Regions from separate parts of the Homo sapiens genome. Here region 2 is linked to region 1. Evidence: read pairs that join two places in POLR2A ChIA-PET (ENCODE). Cell type or tissue: OCI-LY7. All regions are shown on one strand. Each heading gives the region's core, and the rest is flanking DNA. Links, peaks and the distances in the headings are about the cores only. Region 1 has its middle 45 kb from the start of SRRM1. Region 2 overlaps RUNX3-AS1 (RUNX3 antisense RNA 1).

The links. Peaks named below come from ENCODE experiments on the same cell type or tissue, not always from the same donor. Only the 100,000 strongest peaks of a DNase experiment are listed, where the experiment ranks them.
Region 2: POLR2A ChIA-PET joins it to region 1 with 6 read pairs; 3 of 35 experiments call an interaction of 5 or more read pairs at or near these places.

Annotation. Positions count from the first base shown.
Region 1 is chr1:24,685,721-24,691,093 of GRCh38, forward strand. No RefSeq gene overlaps it. Among named protein-coding and RNA genes, the nearest start is that of SRRM1, 45 kb to the left of the region's middle. In OCI-LY7, for the core only: CTCF peaks have their summits at 3,010 (motif pointing right) and 3,241; a DNase peak (open chromatin) is centred at 3,021.
Region 2 is chr1:24,951,645-24,957,017 of GRCh38, forward strand. The region is part of intron 1 of RUNX3-AS1 (RUNX3 antisense RNA 1); the gene reads left to right. It also overlaps a transcript of RUNX3 not described here. Among named protein-coding and RNA genes, the nearest start is that of RUNX3-AS1, 24 kb to the left of the region's middle. RefSeq lists enhancers at 956-1,005, 3,129-4,328, 3,370-3,549, 3,590-3,739, 3,780-3,829 and a silencer at 2,573-2,632. In OCI-LY7, for the core only: a CTCF peak has its summit at 1,147; DNase peaks (open chromatin) are centred at 1,085, 2,287 and 2,567; H3K4me3 peaks cover 981 bases; H3K27ac peaks cover 1,129 bases.

The DNA.
Region 1 (5,373 bases), core at 324-5,323:
TGAAGTTCAGCATGTGTTTCTTCACCAAGACCCTCCTCAGTGCACAACCAGGCCCGGGGCTTCTGGCATTTTAAACGTGGGGGCTTGGCTTCTGTAGCCAACCAGAGGGAGGTGCCAAAGCCTAACTGGTCTCAGCCCGGTCGGACCCACCCAGGCAGTAGGGATTTGCCGAGCATCCGCCAGGTGCTCATGGCTGGTTCAAGGCTCATACCCTGGGATTTCCCACTTTCTTTCTTTTGCTTTTCTTGCTTCTTGCTGTTTCTGCCTGGAATGTCCTTTTTCTTTTGGTGGGGGGTGGCCAGGGCGGGGGCCGGTGGGGGCAGAGTCTTGCTCTGTCGCCCAGGCTGGAGTGCAATAGCGTGATCTCAGCTCACTGCACCCTCCGCCTCCTGGGCTCAAGTCATCCTCCCACCTCAGCCTCCTGAGTAGCTGGGACTATAGGCGGATGCCAGCAGGCCCAGCTAATTTTTGTATTTCTGGTAGAAGTGGGGTTTGGCCACGTTGCCCAAGCTGGTCTCAAACTCCTAAGCTCAAGCAGTCCTCCCACCTTGGCCTCCCAAAGTGCTGGGATCACAGGGTGGGCCACTGCACCTAGCCTGGTATGTCCTTTCTTGTCCAAATCTTTGTTGGACTTATAAATGCATTTAATATGATATTTTCTTTTCTTTTTTTTCTTTTTTTCTTTTTTTTTTGAGACAGAGTTTTGCTCTTGTCGCCCAGGCTGGAGTGCAATGGTGTGATCTCAGCTCAACGCAACCTCCGCCTCCCGGGTTCAAGTGATTCTCCTGCCTCAGCCTCCCGAGCAGCTGGGATTACAGCCATGTGCCAACCACGCCCGGCTAATTTTGTATTTTTAGTAAGACAGGGTTTCTCCATGTTGGTCAGGCTGGTCTCGAACTCCCAGCGTCAGGTGATCCACCCGCCTTGACCTCCCAAAGTGCTGGTATTACAGGTGTGAGCCACTGTGCCCGGCTATAGCATACATTTTAAAAGTGTTTTCTATGGCCAGGAAAATTGGAAAATAAATAAAAGTCACCCCTATGCCAACATCAAAACACAGCCACAGTCCTCCCCGTTGTAAATTTCTTACCCAGTCATTTAAAAATAATTTTAGATGCCTTTTTTTTTTCTTTCAGACAAAGTCTCGCTCTGTTGCCCAGGCTGGCGTGTGCAGTGGCATGATCTTGGCTCACTGCAACCTCCACCTCCCAGGTTCAACTGATTCTCCAGCCTCAGCCTCTCCAGTAGCTGGGATTACACGCATGTGCCACCATGCCCGGCTAATTTTTTTTGTATTTTTTTAGTAGAGACGGGGTTTTACCATGTTGACCAGGCTGGTCTCAAACTCCTGACCTCAGGTGATCCACCCGCCTCGGCCTCCCAAGGTGCCAGGATTACAGGCATGAGCCACTGTGCCCAGCCTAATTTTTGTGTTTTTAGTAGAGACAGGGTTTTGCCATGTTGGCCAGGTTGGTCTGGTATTCCTGGCCTCAAGTGATCTGCTCTCCTTGGCCTCCCAAAGTGCTGGAATTACAGGCGTGAGCCACCGCGCCTGGCCTTATAGGATATTTTCTAATTTTAAAAAGACATGCTCATTTTTAGAGAATTTGGAAAACATAAAAATCTAGAGAAAAAATTATTGGCAATCCCACCATCCTAATATAATCAAAGACACCTGTCCTAGGTCAAATGTCCTACCTGGCTACACCGAACCCACCCTGAGCTCCTCTCCTCTAATATATAAAATGAGTCAGGTTTTTTCTCTATAAGTACATTCATAGCTACAAATATCAGGATCATACCAGATACACATAATATTTAATATTCTTTTTTTCACTGGGCATAATATGAACTAGAATTATAGCATACTTTTTTTTTTTTTTTTTGAGACGGAGTCTTGCTCTGTCGCCCAGGCTGGAGTGCAGTGGTGCAATCTCGGCTCACTGCAACCTCCACCTCCCGGGTTCAAGTGATTCTCTAGCCTCAGCCTCCCGAGTAGCTGGGATTACAGGAGCGTGCCATGCCCAACTAATTTTTTTTGTATTTTTTAGTAGAGACAGGGTTTCACCATGTTGACCAGGTTGGTCTCGAACTCCTGACCTCAGGTGATCTACCCGCCTCGGCCTCCCAAAGTGCTAGGATTACAGGCGTGAGCCAGCATGCCCAGCCTAATTTTTGTATTTTTAGTAGAGACAGGGTTTTGCCATGTTGGCCAGGTTGGTCTGGAACTCCTGGCCTCAAGTGATCTGCCCGCCTCGGTCTCCCAAAGTGCTGGAATTACAGGCATGAGCCATCACACCCAGCCAGATGCTTCTATTTATTTAAACTTTAACCTCTGTAGGTCAAATGGTAGTGATGGTACCCACCTTCACAGGGTTTTTGTGAGCATTAAATTAGACAAATGAAACACAGGCCCTGTCCCAGCGGAGATCATGGCATGTGGGCAGGGGTCGAGGGTGGGAGCCAGGGGACACTCAGGCAGTGATAAAACAAGGTGACTGGTGACACAGAGAGGGGAGCTGTGCAGTGTAGCAGTGGTCAGCAGTCCTGCAGCCAGCTTCTCAGCCACAGACATACTTACTGTGAGACCTGGGCACATGACTTCACCTCCCTCAGCCTCCTCTGTTTCCTCTTCTGTTAAATGGGCATGGATTCAATAACATCATACAGGTAGAGGGCTTAGCTCATGCCTGGCATGTCACAAGGGCTCCATCAATGACAGTTTTCAGTGTTCCATCAAATCTTACATACGTGCAATTGTAGGATGCACCACCACCTATTAAACCACCACCGCATTCATTGTAAGACGTATCTGACTTTAGAGAGGTCAAAATACAGGGGAAAAAAGTCTTAAATTTCACTATATCCAGTGTCATTATTCAGAAGGGTCTGGGACACTGAGGTAGGGCTCCTGAGTTAGCTCAGGGACACACTCATCCGTCACTCTCAATTTCTTCGTCTCTGTCCCTCTCTCTGGCCTTCTCTTCGTTTTCTGAGCCTTCCACTAGGTGGCACCCGGGCCTGGGTGCCTGCTGTGGAGCTGATGCCCTGAGGTCAGTCCTGCCCCTCCGGCTTCTCCATGCTTTCTTCCCCTTTCCTTTTTCCTCCTCCCCACCTTTTATCCTGCAAGTGGGAGGCTTTGATTCAGTGCTCAGAGGTTCCCTGTAGGATTGCAGAACTTGAAGAACAGCTACAGGGCTCCTGCCGTCCACTGGCTCCAGCCCATCCCAAGCGGGAATTCCTTCCCAGCAAGTCCCCAGCTCTCACTTGCATACCTTCAGTGGCAGGAAACTCACTACTTCATGAGGATCCCGTTCCATCGTGGTCATGCACTTGGGCTCTGAAGACGCTCCCCCGAGGGTCCTAGGGAACCCACTTTCTAGTCCTTCAACAGCAGGCGACTTGGGCCTTTGTCTACTTTGTGTACTGGGGAGTCCCCAAGGCCTGGCACAGGCGAGGCATTGAGTGAATGAATGACAGTCAATGAACACACTCAGTTGTTCTGTGCATCTGTTTCATTACCTGTGAAACAGGGTTAATAATAGTATTTACCTCATAAGGCTGTGAGGATTAAATGAGACAGGACCTCTAAACAGGTTTAGTGCCATGCCTGGTACATAATAAATCCTCAGCAAATATTGTTTTCCTCTTATTTTTTCTCTTCTTTAATAGCTACAGATAGCTCTACTCTTTTTTTCTTTTTTTTTTTGACGTGGAGTTTCGCTCTTGTTGCCCAAGCTAGAGTGCAGTGGTGTGATATTGGCTCACCGCAACCTCCACCTCCCAGGTTCAAGTTATTCTCCTGCCTTAGCCTCCTGAATAGCTGGGATTACAGGCATGTGCCACCATGCCCAGCTAATTTTTGTATTTTTAGTACAGATGGGGTTTCTCCATGTTGCTCAGGCTGGTCTCCAACTCCCGACCTCAGATGATCCGCTGGCCTTGGCCTCCCAAAGTGCTGGGATTACAGGTGTGAGCCACCACACCTGGCTGCCATAGCTCTGCTCTTATTATCTGAAAGATCTGTTTTAGAGCAAAGTGATTCTGATTTTTTTTTTTTTTTTTTTAGACAGGGTCTCATACTGTTGCCCAGGCTTGGAGTACATGGCATGATCACAACTCACTGCAGCCTCGACCTCCTGGGCTCAGGCAATCCTCCCACCTTAGCCTCCCAAGTAGCTGGGACTACAGACGCATGCCACCATGCCTGGCTAATTAAAAAAATTTTTTTGTAGAGACTGGGTTTTTCATGTGGCCCAGGCTGGTCTTGAACTCCTGGGCTCAAGCGATCCACCTGCCTTGGCCTCCCAAAGTGCTGGGATTACAGGCATGAGCCACGGTGCCCGGCCTGATTCTAATTCTTAAAATTTTCACACAGGCTGGGTGCGGTGGCTCCCACCTGTAATTCCAGCACTGAGCCCTTACTGCATCTCATTAATTCTTCCACCTGTGTTCCTGGGCATTCTTCTCCCATTTTATAGATGAAGGAACCAAGGCACACAAAGGTCACATAGGCTGGGCGCGGTGGCTCACGCCTGTAATCCTAGCACTTTAGAAGGCCAAGGCAGGCATATTGCTTGAGCCCAGGAGTTTGAGGCCAGCCTTGGTAACATGGAGAAACCCCATCTCTACAAAAAAATTAGCCAGGCGTGATGGCACGCACCTGTAGTCCCAGCTACTCTGGGAGCTGAGGCAGGAAGATCTCCTGAGCCTGGGAGGCAGAATCTGTCTCAAAAAAAAAGAAAGTCACATAGCTGGTGAGCAATAGAACCAGGATTTAGATCTTGTCTGTCTGACTCCAGAACCCACCCCTTCACCTCTAAGCCTTATTAGTAGAGACAGGGTTTCACCATGTTGACCAGACTGGTCTCGAACTCCTAACCTCATGATCCACCCGCCTCAGCCTCCCAAAGTGCTGGGATTACAGGTGTGAGCCACCACGTGCCTGGCCTTTTTTTTTTTTTTTTTTTGAGATGAAGTCTCACTCTGTCATCCAGGCTGGAGTGCAGTGACACAATCTTGGCTCACTGTGAGCCGGGTGTGGTGGCACGCACCTGTAGTCTCAGCTACTCAGGAGGCTGAGGCAGAAGAATCGCTTAAGCCCGGGAGGCGGAGGTTGCAGTGGGCCAAGATCGAGCCACTGCACTCCAGCCTGGGTGACAGAGCTAGACTTCCAGTCAAAAAAAAAAAAGATCCTCATAGGAGCACGAACCCTACTGTGAAGTGTGCATTTGAGAGATCTAGGTTTTGTGCTCCTTATGAGAATCTAATGACTGATGATCTGAGGTGGGAAGATTTCATCCTGAAACCATGCTCCTGCTGCCTGTGGAAAAATTGTCTTCCACAAAACTGGTCCCTGGTGTCAAAAAGGTT
Region 2 (5,373 bases), core at 267-5,266, 270 kb after region 1:
TCTTGCCAGAAATGGGGCCAAGAGAAGACCAAGGATGCTCCTTGACCTGAGGAAACGTCCATTAATTCATAGCTACTGTGCTTTGGCGAGCCACGCAGGCTCTGGATGCAGGCTGCCTGGGTGGGTGACCTGAGCAGATGCCTTAATCTCTCTGGGGTTCAGTTTTCTCATCTGTAAAATAGGCCTCATAAGAGCTTTTGTCTTATAGGGTTGTGAGGATTAAATGAGCTAAGGTATATCACTTGAGCCTGGGAGGCAGAGACTTTAGTGAGCAAGATTATGCCACTGCACTCCAGCCTGGAAGACAGAGCCAGAACCTGTCTCAAATACATATATAAACAAAATGAGCAAAGGTATGGAAAACACTTAGACAGTGGCTGACATAGAGTTAAGAGCTATGTAAATGTTTACTGCTAATGGAACTATTTAAAAGTTGAGTCATAATTTATATTTTCTAGACTGTCAATTACGAATTGATTCATTTCAATGTTGTGCTTTTCCCTTTTGTATTTAGGATCCAGCAAATTTTCCTTTGAAATCTCAATACAATTTCCTAGGTCCTTGAGAAGATAATTTCCCCGCCCCCACAGTGCTTATAGCCCATGGTGGATCCAATAGCTCTCTCTAGAGCAGCTTTTCCAAAAGTGGACTTTGCACACACCAGCCCCTTCCAGATGCATCATCTCACCCCAAGAGATAACTCAATAAACAGTTGAGCATACACTATTTTAGATCTCCATGGCCCAACAAGGTAGCCATTAGCATATCAAAGACTCTGACAAGTCCTGCAGCAAAACACCATTGAACATTGTTTGAAACAACCAATCCCAATCTTGTTTGACCACAGAGTTCCATTATTTCTGCTCAACAGCTGATAACATCTGAACACACGTTGGGAGATGCCACCCTCATTTCCTGCTTTCTAGGAAATGGCAAGGGGAGTCAGAGCTGTGAGGAACACCCTCTCGCAGGGATGAGTGGCTCCACCTCTACAGAAATCATCTCCAGTCATGTGCACCATCGCTAGGCCATTCCTCCTGTTCTCACCTTCCTTGTCTGATTCAGCCCCCACAGCGGCCTGGAGAGGTCACTAGCATCAATGTCTCCATCATACAGATGAGGAAATTGAGGTTCACAAAGGTTAAGTGGGCACATAGCCAGTAAGTGGCAGATCCGGTAGACAAACCCACAGCTTCTGATTCTAAACCCCACATTCGTTCTTCTGTATGTTGACTGGAAAAGTAAAAATAGATCCTATTCTAACAGGATCAATCTTCCCCCATCATAGGCTTTTAAAAAACTCAGGTATTTTTTTTTTCCGGTAGCATTGAATGCTTTAAAAACTTAAAATTTTTACTATCTTTCTTTTGATTACTAAAGCAGTACGTGCTTGTTATGTATAAAACTTTTCAAACATTTTGAGTTGAAAAATGAAAAAAAGGCAGGGCGCGGTGGCTCAAGCCTGCAATCCCATCACTTTGGGAGGCTGAGGCGGGCGGATCACGAGGTCAGGAGATCGAGACCATCCTGGCTAACACAGTGAAACCCCGTCTCTACTAAAAATACAAAAATTAGCCAGGCGTAGTGGCGGGCACCTGTAGTCCCAGCTACTCGAGAGGCTGAGGCAGGAGAATGGCGTGAACCCAGGAGGCGGAGCTTGCAGTGAGTGCGATTGCGCCACTGCACGCCAGCCTGGGCGACAGAGCCAGACTCCGTCTGAAAAAAAAAAAAAAAAGAAAAGAAAAGAAAAGAAAAATGAAAAAAAAAAAAAAACAGATCTGCATAGCCCTACAAAGTAGCCATTAGCTTTTAAATGAAAATACTTAAATGCTATCTAAATGAAAATAGTTAAAATGAAATAAGATAAAAAATTCAGTTCCTCAGTTACAGTAGCCACGTTTCAAGCGCTCGGGATTCACGTGCCCCTGGTGGCTACTGTGTTGGGCAGCACAGACATGGGACATTACTATCATCACAGAGAATCCTACGGGACGGTGCCGTTCTAGATTCTTCTTAGACATATCCTAACACCTATACAGGTTGATTATCCCTAATTCAAAAATCTAAAATCTGAAATGCTCCAAAATCCAAAACTTTTTTAGGGCCAACATGGTACTCAAAGGAAATGCTCATTGGAGAATTTTGGATTTTGGACTGAAGTATAATCCAACTATTCCGAAATCTGACAAAATCAGAAGTCCTAAATTTGAATGCTTCTGGTCCCAGCCATCTTGGGTAAGGGATGTTCAACCTGTAATGACTGTTAATGTGTGGTTTTTTTTTTTGGAGACCAGGTCTTGCTCTGTCGCCCAAGCTAGAGTGCAGTGGCACGATCATAGTTCACTGCAGCCTTCACCTCTTGAGCTCAAGTTATCCTCCTGCCTCAGCCTCCCAAAGTGTTGGGATTACAGGCGGGAGCCGCCATGCCCCAGCCTATTGATATTCTTGTTGAGGTTCTCAGACATATCTGCATGGCCTCACACATGGAGGAAAGAGACCCACAGAGGCAAAAACAAGACATGGGGTAAAAATAGACTGGAAGGAAACACACCGAATGATAGTGGTTTTTTCTGGGTGTTGAGATTACCGAGCTTATTTTTAAATTTCTTAGATCCTTCAGGTGTTCTACAACGTAAAATGCAGACAGGGTGGGGACGTTGGTTGGAGTCATGTTTTCCCTAATGTTCTTACTGGTTCTAAAATCTTCAAGCTATGCTCTCACCCAAGGCTTCACTTATTATTATTTTAACACTGTGGATTCATAAAGAATGGAAGCCCACACAAGTCCAGGGAAGGAAGGAAAGGCAGACAGAGGCTTATTTTCAGGCCTGGGCAGTTGCACAGGGTCCCTTGCTTAGAAGGGCCTCATGCTTGGTTTCGTGTTCTGTGGTCGCTGTCCTGAAATTCTTACTGATTTTTGAACAAGGGATCCTGTATTTTCATTTTGCACTGTGCCCTGAAAATCATGCCGCCGTCACTAGCCCTGGGATTCTCCCCAGGACAGGTTTCCCTTCAGCTGCTCTAAGCCTTCGCCCTTGTCCTTGTCCAACCACGGACGTGGCCATCCACGGAGCCCTCTACGTGCCTCAGAGCAAGTGTGCTTCGGCTGCTCAGGTGTGTGTCTAGAGACTGATAAAAACAGGGCTCGTGAGTGGGTGCGGGAGGCCCCTGTGGTCTCTGTTCACACACGTACCTACCCTCAAGGCCATGTCTACACTGGCCTATTTCAGAGAACCGCCCTGTGCATCATGGGATGCTTTGCCCCACATCACGGCCCAGCTTGGTTCAGTCCTGGAGCCCTGTGTCCTGAAGCCATGACCAACCCCAGGCCTGGCCCACCTTCTTCCTCAGTCTCCTCTCCCTCAAGCCCTCCACAGGACCCATAAACCTTCCATCTCCATGTAATCCTTTTGTGTGATCCTTCTTCCATACCTTTGCCCATGCTGTTCACTCTGCTTGTACCAGCAAGGTTCCTTCCTCCCCAGATCTGCCCTTTCTAGACCCATCTCAGATTCCACCCTTTCTAGAAAGACTTCAGGAAGTATTTGAGAAGGGCCTGAAGATGCTGTGGTTGCATAGAGGAGGATATGAATCACCTCGCTTAGAGGTATCGGGGAGGGCTCCATGGAGGTGGTGCCCTCAGGCCAAGGAAGAGAAGATATCTTCCGGGCAGAAGGGAGAGTTTGACGGGCTGGTTTGATGTCAGACAGACCACAGGATGACTCAAGGTCCTCTTTCCTCTTCTTAAACATTAGTTGCAGCAAGTCCCACCATCTGCCTGAGTCTGTTTTCATCTCCACAATGGAGGTGGTGATGCCCAGCACACGGAGCTGTGATGAGGATTTAATGGGGAATCCAGAGCATTTATGGAAGTGCCAGGAGGCCAAGATTCTGCATAGGTAGGAAGGACCTAAGCCAGAGGGGTGTGGGTGGCCAGAGGAGAGAGCCTACCTTAGTAGGGCTTGGTAGGCTAAGGTCTGGGCTGAATCTCGAGGCTCTGGAGCTTAGAACAGCATCTGCAACTCCCTGGCTGTCGGGGTTCAGGCAAGGACTGCCTCCTCTCTGAGTGTCAGTTTCCCCATCTATAAATGGAAAGCTGGGACACTGAAAAACACTGGGGGGGAGGGTGGTTCCTGAGGCAGTCTCTCTCCACACATCACAGGAATGTGGCGCCCCAGGGAGAAGGCATCTTTGTCCATTGTGTTCACTTCTGCATCTCCAGTGCCCAGAACAGTGCTTGCATGCAGTAGATGCTCAATAAATGTTCATTGAATGAATCAGCAGCAACCAATTCGCCCACCTCACATCCTAAGTCCGCTGGGGACGTAGGCCCACCTCTCCAGGGAAACTGTCTGCAGATTGGGACCACACCTCAGGTCACAAGCATTTCCTGAGCACCTACTGTATGCATGGCTCTGCGCAGCCCGGGGCAGACCCTTGCTCCACAGCCCGACAGGGCAGAGCCAAGGAGGCAGGTGACAGACACAGTGATTTGGGAAGAAGAACAGAGAGCAGGGTGGCCAGCAGGGCCTTGCCTGGGTGGGAGCAGGCCGTTCCCAGGCTGGAGCTCAGGCTGATGGGAGCCCCAGCTTGCCTGTTCCTGGGAGGGTGGGACTGCCTCTTCCTCTTTCTTTCTCTGAAAACAAAAATTGTTTTCCCTTAAATTTACAAGTATTAAAAGTTTGGAAAATACACAATAATCAAAAGAATATAAAATAAAGGTTACCTGCCATCATGGCGGACCACACAGTATTAACTACTATGGACTTTTCAGTGTTTCCCTCTAGTCTTTTTTCTGAGGTGGCTTTGCTCTCAGAGGTGGCTTTCTCTCCCCCTGGGAAGGGATATAGCTGCTCTGTAGGAGATGTGGGGGCACCAGGCTCTCTCCATGGGCTCTTTATCACTTCTGACTTGGAGGTCCTTTCTCCACCCCCCCTGGACCTAGCACCTCTTCCCGAGACACAGGGGTGCGAAGAGCTGGGGGAGGTACGTCAGCAGGCCTCCCCTCCTGCCCCTGCTTACCCCACGGAGGTGGGGTGGGACAGAACTCAGGCTTGAGGAAGGAGCACTGGAGGCCAAGCCACAGGTGCTGGTCCTCAGCCCTGGTGCCCAGGCAAGTTGGGTTTGGGAATAGGGGCATGACCAAAATGGACCCCTCCTTTCCTCCCCACCCCTTTCCACTCCATCCGCCTTTCCCTTTGCGTTCTCCAAGCGTTCCGTCCCCCAGATGCCCTCTGTTTCCTCTGCTCCAGCCTTTTAACTCCTCTCAACAAAGGCCAAGGAATCAGGCAGACTGTGGACACTCAGGTGTGCATGATGGGAAGGGACCTGCATTTACAAAAGCTCCCCCCCACAGGGACTGCATGTGCTGGT